Regions from separate parts of the Homo sapiens genome. Here region 1 is linked to region 2. Evidence: chromatin contacts called from ENCODE Hi-C or POLR2A ChIA-PET data. All regions are on one chromosome and are shown on one strand. The core of a region is the stretch at or near the end of the contact, and the rest is flanking DNA. Distances in the headings are between cores, read along the strand shown.

The links. A loop is a pair of places that touch in the nucleus more often than their neighbours do. ChIA-PET counts read pairs that join two places held with the same protein, here RNA polymerase II (POLR2A). Pooled maps may share reads with other maps.
Region 1: a map of naive thymus-derived CD4-positive, alpha-beta T cell shows a loop between it and region 2 (26-fold over the local background). The contact joins the promoter of HNRNPA3 here to the promoter of MTX2 in region 2. A Hi-C loop is called at or near these places in 2 of 168 maps with a recorded cell type or tissue (CD4-positive, alpha-beta T cell and naive thymus-derived CD4-positive, alpha-beta T cell) and 8 of 50 pooled maps. POLR2A ChIA-PET finds 5 or more read pairs at or near these places in 1 of 52 experiments (OCI-LY7).

What each region holds. Positions count from the first base shown.
Region 1 is chr2:177,209,543-177,214,162 of GRCh38, reverse strand. HNRNPA3 (heterogeneous nuclear ribonucleoprotein A3) reads right to left here and starts at 1,369. Exons shown (of 11, transcript NM_194247.4): 1 at 1,292-1,369. The coding sequence starts at 1,363. It overlaps MIR4444-1 (microRNA 4444-1), which reads right to left and starts at 1,437; the gene lies at 1,364-1,437. LOC105373759 (a long non-coding RNA gene) reads left to right here and starts at 1,752. Exons shown (of 1, transcript NR_157853.1): 1 at 1,752-2,768. RefSeq lists an enhancer at 731-1,402 and a silencer at 942-1,731.
Region 2 is chr2:176,267,285-176,271,610 of GRCh38, reverse strand. It overlaps MTX2 (metaxin 2), which reads right to left and starts at 2,169. Exons shown (of 10, transcript NM_006554.5): 1 at 1,942-2,169. The coding sequence starts at 1,981. RefSeq lists enhancers at 1,275-1,900, 1,901-2,528 and a silencer at 2,233-2,322.

The DNA of each region.
Region 1 (4,620 bases), core at 120-2,619, 940 kb before region 2:
TACTTTAGTCAAGACTTTTTAACACATTGCATGAACTGTCATTTAATGCATGCATTAAGGTTTCCTTCACCCGAAGTTCTTAAATAAGGGGCTCACATTTACATTCTAATGTCTTCCTGTGTCTCCTAGAGGTAGAGATGTTAAACCGTTTAATGTGAAGAGATTGTCACATGCTAGAAAAAAACGTTAATAGCCTAAAGCATTAATTCATGTAATCTCATCTTTTCAAGTCTTGGATAAATGTATTCGATTGACAATAACGAAATCGACAAAAATATTTAGGATCCACATTAAATGTACTGCAAAAACGTGAAAATTTCAACTCTGGTTGCAGTCCTCTAAATAAAATTCCAGGAAACTACAACCAGAGCCGACTCAAAGAATGGGAAAACATGAAGATAAAAAACATTTCTAAATTCTTCCTTAACATACTATACTCAAATTCTTCTCCACCCACCCTCCTCAGCGGCCGGAGCCGGGAAGGAGCTGGCTGGGTTGTTTTTCACATCTACACTCAAATTCTCAAAAATTAAGTCCTTCGCCCACATGGCGGTTTAAGAAGTGTAATGTAAGTACTTTAGCAAAAATATATCAGGAAGTATTTTAAAGCAGCAAAGTTTTTAACAATCTCGTATTTCCAACAGGATGCTGCGAAAAAAAGAAAAGGCCAATTATCGACTTCTCGCGGAGAGGACCCGTAAAAGGCCTAGAAAAGCGTCGGCAGAACTTCAGCGAAAGCACTACCTCCCCATGCTTCGAGGCCATTTGCGGCTTTTTCTGCCGGGCCGCCTCCGCCCTCTTCCCTCCAATCCCAGGCTCGCTTTCCCGGCGGCAGAGCGAGGCGGCGGCCATTGCGGGCCAATGCGCCATTTCGTAACGCGGCGGCGGATCAATGTCAATGTGGCCGCCGCCCGCTTGCTCGCTCGCCCGGATGTGCCTGCTCGTCCCCTCCCCTCCCCCACCACCTCCTCCCAACCGCTCCCGCCGGGGCCCGCCATGCCGCCCTCGGCCTCGCTTCGGAGGCCGCGCAGCCGGCAGGCCGGCTTCCCTCCCGAGGCCTCCCCGACCAAGCCGCGCCTCCAAGGGGCCGCCTGTGCAGCCGAAGGTGAAGGCGAGGCGGGCGAGGGGCCCCAAGGAGGTCTCCAACTCTCGCTCCCCTCCCCCTCCCACAGCCTGTCTCAACGCAAGAGCGCGGGACGGCCGACCCGGTCCACCCGGCCTCCCCGCTCCCACCGAACCAGGCCCCCAACGCCGGCCATTCCCCACCAACCCCCCGCTCTCCCCCTAATACCTCCTCCCCCCGGCGGCGACGGCGACGGCCGGAGTCGGGCTGGGGGCGACCGGGCGGCGGTTTTACCTCCATTTTGAGACCGGACTCGCCTCTTCCAACTCGAGTTCAATATGGGACCGAGAGGAAGAGGCGGGGCCAGTCGTCACGTGACGCGTTTTCCGCGCGCCGCCAGTCTGTTGGGGGAGGAGCGAATTGGGAAGGGGGCGGAGCCAAGCGGGCGCGAAGAGGGACTGGACCAGCGGGTTGGCGGGCGGAGGGCGGAGGCGCGGCGTGCCGCGGGAGCGCGCGCGCCTCGCCAGCTTTCAGGGGAAGAGGGCCTTTGCCGCCGTTCGCGTCAGGGCGAGTTCCGGGACGTCAGTGCGGTCTCCGCCAATGGTGAGCGTCCACGTAGAGGGAACGCCTTGTGATCGCGCGTCACCAGAGAGAAAGGCCTTTCCCTTTCTTCTCGCGCTTGTCCCTCATTCCCCACGCAGGCCTCTAGTTCTCCATTTCAGAATTCATTCTATTCCTGTGCCCGAAATAAAACCCACGTTTTTCTTGCTTGTAATTTAAAGGTTGCAAGAAAAACTCCTCGGCCCCTCGGACCATCTTTCCTGTTTCCAAATGCCGGGGACCAGTGTCTGTGACTGCGCCGCCTGCCTGAGGGCATGTACTGAAAAGCCCTGCGACTCCAACATGTGGGACTCACAAGCACCTTGGACAGGCCTCAAAACGCGGCTGACATACAGAATTTTTACCATTAACGACCTGAGGCAGGACTGGTGGAGGTCAGTTCATTAGTTACTGATCTCAAGAAACAAGTCAGGACTATTTTCTAATGTGCTTCTTTCAAGTTAGTGTGGAAAGAGCTGATGCATCTGTTGTAGCTGACGGAATTTAAGGAACTGAATAATTGACAAGATTTCCAGAAAAGCAGGGTCGCCAGATAATGCTACCTGTTTGCGAATGATTGTTACCGTAATGCTCTAGAGAGCTAATCCTTTCTCGGCCTAGTCAGATGATTTTAAATCATTTGATTTTACAGAGCTTTAGTTTCAGTTTTTTAAATGAAAATGGGGATGGGATTAGGTCATCTTCTAACACCCACGACAGCCATAAATTGATAATCTATGGATCCATATTTAAAGTTACTGATAAAAATAACCACAATTGACCAGCCTCCCTTCCCTGTTAGGAAATGCTTTATATTTTAATTTAGCAACCCATGTGACCAACCCTTTTAGAATTGAACTGGCTCTCCCTAGGAAAGGTTAGAAATCTAATCAGTTATAGTAAGTTTCTGTTAACAAATGGGGAGTGGTCGACTTGGAGTTTGGAAAAGGGGAGCGTAAAGTCTAAAAGTTTGTTAATTTATCTAGCCGTTGCTCCAGGAGGACCTGTGTTATAGTTTGGAAACATTTACAAAGGGTATTTTTGTGGGGCAGAAAACAGTTAGCAGTCCTTAATGTAATTTGGTTGAAATAACCGTTCAAACCAGACTCCTCCTGTTGCTTTGATTCCTTTTTCGCAAACTTTCTTATGTTCTACGTATCCAGGTGCTCCTGATGGCCAGCAATAGACTTGAGACATTGGAAGAATGTATAGCCTTAGCGTCTATTTAGTGTTAAGATTTTGTAAGTCTAATTACTGTGAAATAGTCCTGGTAACTTTATCGATTCTGGATACAAAGAAAAATGCAAAGTGAAAGACCTTTGGAAATTGCTATTCACACCAGAGTACTCTATGAGACATTACATAGGTGATCAAGAAGAGTGATCACCTGGCTGCACTTTAGGGTATGTTTGTCCAGGTTTTTCTAATAAGTTAATTCTAATCAATAACTTTTGTTCTAATTAGTAACTTTTGTATAAATGTTAATGTTAAATCGCGAAACAATGTGGGATGGGATACTAAGTTCTCTCCAGGAACATGAAATGTCAGCCCATTTATTCACATCTTTTTGTCCTCCCTATTGTATTGGTCCAGATTTGTTGTTCATCCTGACTGTATGCTGTTTTTAGACATTAGTTATTTTTTATGCTTTTGTCTAAACAAGCTCTGGCCGGGCGCCATGGCTCACACCTGTAATCCCAGGCCTTTGGGAGGCCGAGGTAGGCAGGTCACCTGAGGTGGAGAGTTTGAGACCAGCTTGACCAACACGGTTAAACCCTGTCTCTACTTTTAAAAAAAATACAAAAATTAGCCGGGCATGGAGGCACACGTCAGTAATCCCAGCTGCTTGGGAGGCTGTGGCACGAGAATCACTTGAACTCAAGAGGCGGAGGTTGCAGTGAGCTGAAATTGCCCCACTGCACTCCAGTCTGGGTGACAGAGCGAGATTCCGCCTCAAAAAAAAAAAAAAAAAAAAAAAAGGCCGGGCGCGGTGGCTCACGCCTGTAATCCCAGCACTTTGGGAGGCCGAGGCGGGCGGATCACGAGGTCAGGAGATCGAGACCATCCTGGCTAACATGGTGAAACCCCGTCTCTACTAAGAATACAAAAAAAAAAAAAAATTAGCCGGGCGTGATGGCGGGCGCCTGTAGTCCCAGCTGCTGGGAAGGCTGAAGCAGGAGAATGGCGTGAACCCGGGAGGCGGAGCTTGCAGTGAGCCGAGATCACGCTGCTGGCTGGGCGCAGTGGTTCAAGCCTGTAATCCCAGTACTTTGGACGGCCAAGGCGGGCGGATCACCTGAGGTCAAGAGTTCGAGACCAGCCTGGCCAACATGGTGAAACCCTGTCTCTACTCAAAATACAAAATTGGTCGGGTGTGGTGGTGGGTGCCTGTAGTCCCAGCTACTCAGGAGGCTGAGGCTGGAGAATCGCTTGAACCTGGGAAGCGGAGGTTGCAGTGAGCTGAGATCGTGCCATTGCACTCCAGCCTGGGTGACAGAGCGAGACTCCATCTCAAAAAATAAATAAATAAATAAACTTAAGGTCCAGTTATGTCTCAGGTACAAAAACCACTTTTCCAGTCCTTGACCCTGTAGGGCACAGACTTGAACCTTGGCTATGGTCTGCACTTGCAGCCCTGACTCTTTGATATGAGAAAGGGAGTGTATGGGATGGGAGGAGGGAATGAGGGTCCTAGGGTGAGATGGGTGGCAGACAAACTTTATAATCTATATCAGGCCCTCTCCTTTATATCATGACATACAGAAAATAATCATTTTTGTACAGCATAGTAGGGTAAACTAGAAGATATTTGGAGGCATCTAAGTGGTGGTAATGTTTTAAGCATCTGATTTTGATAAAATACAAAGTATTAGGAATGATATTAAATATTGAATTTGCATAAAACTTTCAAATTAAAATTTTCCGTGTTTTTTAGTGATCAACTTGAACTTGTTCCT
Region 2 (4,326 bases), core at 920-3,419:
ACTTTTGTCCATCTGATGGCAGGGGTGGGAGGATGCTATACATTATTAGGGACAGAGAACATCTTTTCATCTGTTCACTGTCCATCTATATTTCACCCTTTTGTGAAATGCCTGTTCCAATCCTTTGTCCTTGATTCTGTTGGTTTGTCTTCTTATTTGTACTAACTTGAGATGTCTTTTATCAAAGTTTTAAAATTTTTTCGGCAATCAAATCTGCCAATTTCTTCTCTTATGGATTATGAATTCTTAAGTTTTGCTTAGGCCTCTTCTGCTATCCAAGGATTATTAAAATAATCTATGTTTTCCTCTAATTATTTTATTACAATTTTGTTGTTTTATATTTAGATCTTTAATCAATCTGGAATTTATTCATGTGGTGTAATGACTTAGTAGTTGTTCCAACACCATTTATTGAATTATCCATTTTTAAATGCTTCCTCCTAGAGTAACAGATCACTACAAATAGCTAAGACGGCAGACAGACAAAATGCCTAGAAATTTTTAAACGTCACTACTTAAAGCAGTATCCAAAGTTTATTAAAAGACATTCATCATTTTCTCATTAAAAGAAATCACATATTAGGACACATGCACACAGTGAACCACTCAACATACACTGTGAAGTTTTTTTTTTCAACATAGTAGCAAACTAAATTAAATCGCTGATCTAACTATATAAGCCTGATTTTGTTTCAACATAAATGGTAAAAGCAGAAATAATCATTGCTTGAAATCTCAAGATTAGTCATTGATTTGGGTCGCAAATATTTATTGAGCACCAACTGACTATGGATACAATGGGGAACAAAACAAGTTTGATCCCTACTTTCAGGAAGCTTGCAATCTAGTAGGAGCTTCTCTCCTCTAAAAAATAATGTTTTTAAGTGAAGAAGGAAAAAAAAGAAATGTACGTTCACACAAACGCAAAGCAGTGAAAAACATTCCGGCAAATTTTATGACACATTCTGTACTTCCCATTTCCAAAATACTATCTTATTACTTCAAATGTACCTATTTATTGTGGTGACTGTCTTCATTACTGTACTCATGTTGAAAACACTGCTAGGGAGTTATGACTAATTCCATTAGCCTCTATCTCAAAGTACCTATGTTTAGTCTCCTCACTTTCTCAACAATATTTAATTTCTTTCATTACAATAAATAAAAACCTCAATAAGAGAAATTACAAACCTATATACATCAGTCATGTTCAGTCCACCGACTCAAAAGTATTTCTTTAAAGTACATGCAGATTTAAAAATTTTCCATGAATCCGCGCGGGCGTGGTGGCGGGCGCCTGTAATCCCAACTACTCGGGAGGCTAAGGCAGGAGAATCGCTTGAACCCGGGAAGCGGAGGTTGCAGTGAGCCCAGGTTGTGCCACTGCACTCCAGCCTCGGTGACAAAAGAGAAACTCCGTCTCAACAAATAAATAAATAAATAACTCCTAGAGTCTTAGCAAATGGCACTACTGTGTCGCTGGGAGACGAAGCAAGAAGTCTGGTGTTCCCTCAACAATAGGTAACAACTGATTAGTGACAGTCACCTTAAACTTTTTGAGTACCAAGACCCAGAAACTGCCACCACTCTTAGACTGAAGCGTTCAGATGCTTGCCCCTGTGGTAACGCCCCCCACCTCAATCCCAATCCAAGGCCTCCCCCTCATACTCCAGCACCTCCCAACTGAATGGGGAGGTGGGACAAAGTACCGCCCAAGGGAAGGAGACGGGACTCCTGCTCCTGCGGGGTGACCTTGGCCAAGTGTCTCCTTCTCAGTTTTCCCATATGTGAGATAAGGTTGGTAGTCCGTGCCCGCCTCCACCATCCGGGCCGGGTTCAGCGTATAATGCCGCAAGGCTGGAGGAAAGCTCCAGCCCTGTACCCCACGCGGCTCCCCGAGACCGCGCCGCCACCTTCTGGGTCTGCGGCCAGCCGCGCTACCTGCAATCTGGGAGACGAAGGCTTCCGCCACTAGAGACATGTCGGCTGGGAGGCCCGGCGCCCGGGTGCCTGCCCCCCACGGGCCTCAGCGTCCTCCACCGCAAACCCGGAGGCTCTCGGCAGTTAACGAGCCTAGCCCCGCCAACGTTCAGACTCGCAAAGCCCACTCCAACAGCAGCGGCGGCTGCAGTGAGGCCCCCAAGGTTACCGCCAGGCCTGGCTAGGGACTTCCGGCGCAGCCGACAACGGCACTCGAGCGCTTCCGCCGGCCCCGCCCCCGCGCCGTCCTACGGGGCGCCGGCGCGGCTAGCTCCGTCCAGCCAATTCCAGGCTCTGCGCTGGGGGCCCGCAGGTGGAAGCGAAGTACCCGACTCGTCTCCCACCCAGGGGACTGGCAGGGGAATCTGGGAGATTTTTAGCGTCCTTTCTGTAAGCCAGAATTTTGTAACCGAGTAACATTTGTAAACGCCCACTGGATACCAGGCACTTATATACCTATATCTACACACACATATATACATATATACACACACACATACACACATATATAATATATACACGTATATATGTACACATGTACATATATACACATATATACATATATATACACATATATTCTATTTGACTTCGTCTTCTCAACAACCCATTAAAGTAATAATATTATCGCCATTTTACGGATAAGAATATAGGCTTAAGGAGTTTAAACTGCCTGCCCAGGCAGTCCTCCAAGGACCAGATTCAAGGCTGCATGAATTCCCTCTATTCCATTATATTGCTGGGTTGATTAGTCCGTGGATAGACATTAGTGTTTTTTGTTGTTGTTGTTTATTCAAACATGCTTGGCAGAAAGGAGGCTTGAGCAGCGCCTAAGCCAGAAGGTAATTTGTCCTTCAACTCCATACACCCGAAATGATGCTCAGCTTGGAGAATAAGATACTTTAGTTTCACACACTTCTCACCTTTCGGGGGTGAACGGGGCAGGAAGAGGAGAAACTAAATTCCCTGAGTAACTTTGTCTTAACCTAATAGCTTCTTAAATTACACAATTAAAGAAAAATCATATGCATTACAGATTGGTGGTATTACAAGTGGGACAGGCTTCAGAGCTGGTAACCCAAAGCCCCCTTCACTGATGAGAAACAAGTTCAGAGAGGTGAGGTAACTCATTTTAAATCACACAGTAAATCAAAAAGTCAGACAGCTTACTAGGTTTTTGCAGAGGAAACCTGTATTCTAAGAATTACTGTCCATGACATTTAGAAAGCTATATTTCCATTCTTTATATCCGTAGATCTCTATTACTGTTCATTCTGCCTCCTTAACTAGCGTGGTTGGTTTCCTAGAGCTGCCAGATTACCACAAACTGGTTGGCTAAACAACAGAAATTCATTCTCACAATTCTGGAGGCTAGAAGTCTGAAATCAAGGTGTCAGCAGGGCCATGCTGTCTTGCAAGGCTCCAGAGAAGGGGGTTGCCGGCAATCTTCCATGTACTTTGGCTTGTAGATACATCACTCCAATCTCTGCCACCACATCACACGGCATTCCCCCTGTGTGTCAATGTGTTCAAATTTCTCTCTTCTTGAGAAATAACACCAGTCATTGTGTTAGGGACCCCCACCCTAATCCAGCAGGACCTCATCTTAACATGATTTCTTTTCTTTTCTTTTCTTTTTTTTTTTTTTTTTTTTTGAGATGGAGTCTTGCTCTGTCACCTAGGCTGGAGTGCAGTGGCGTGATCTCGGCCCACTGCAACCTCCACCTTCCAGGTTCAAGCGATTCTCCTGCCTTGGCCTCCCAAATAGCTGAGATTACAGGTGCGTGCCACCATGCCCGGCTAATTTTTGTATTTTTAGTAGAGACCGGGTTTCACCATGTTGGCCAGGCTGGTCTCGAACTCCTGACCTCATGATCCGCCCGCCTTGGCTTCACAAAGTGCTGGAATTACAGGCGTGAGCCACTGTGCCCAGCCCCATAATTTTTTTAAGGTTAAGTCATATTTTCATCTCCCTCAGCAAAAGGAAGCTTCTTAAACAGCATTTAAATTTACCCAATAATTTACATTGACATAAACACAGCAGCGTCTTAGGAAGTAGTGTCTTCTCTATAGCTGAAATTCAGAGTTGACAAGCAGCTGTGAATAGTAGAAATACAGGGAAGATAATATTAATAGGTTTTTCTTGTTTGTGCAGAGAGAGGTAACACTGATAGTAAAGAATACATGAGATCCAATTTCCTCCTCATCCCATAGGTATTATTGACCAAGAGAAATGAGCTGTTCCAGATACTTTGTTATCAATCAAAAGAAAAGCTTTCAGGCCCTGTCTGTTCTCCTCACAGTGGAGAATTATGTATAACTGTAATAATGAAGAAGACATATCATCAC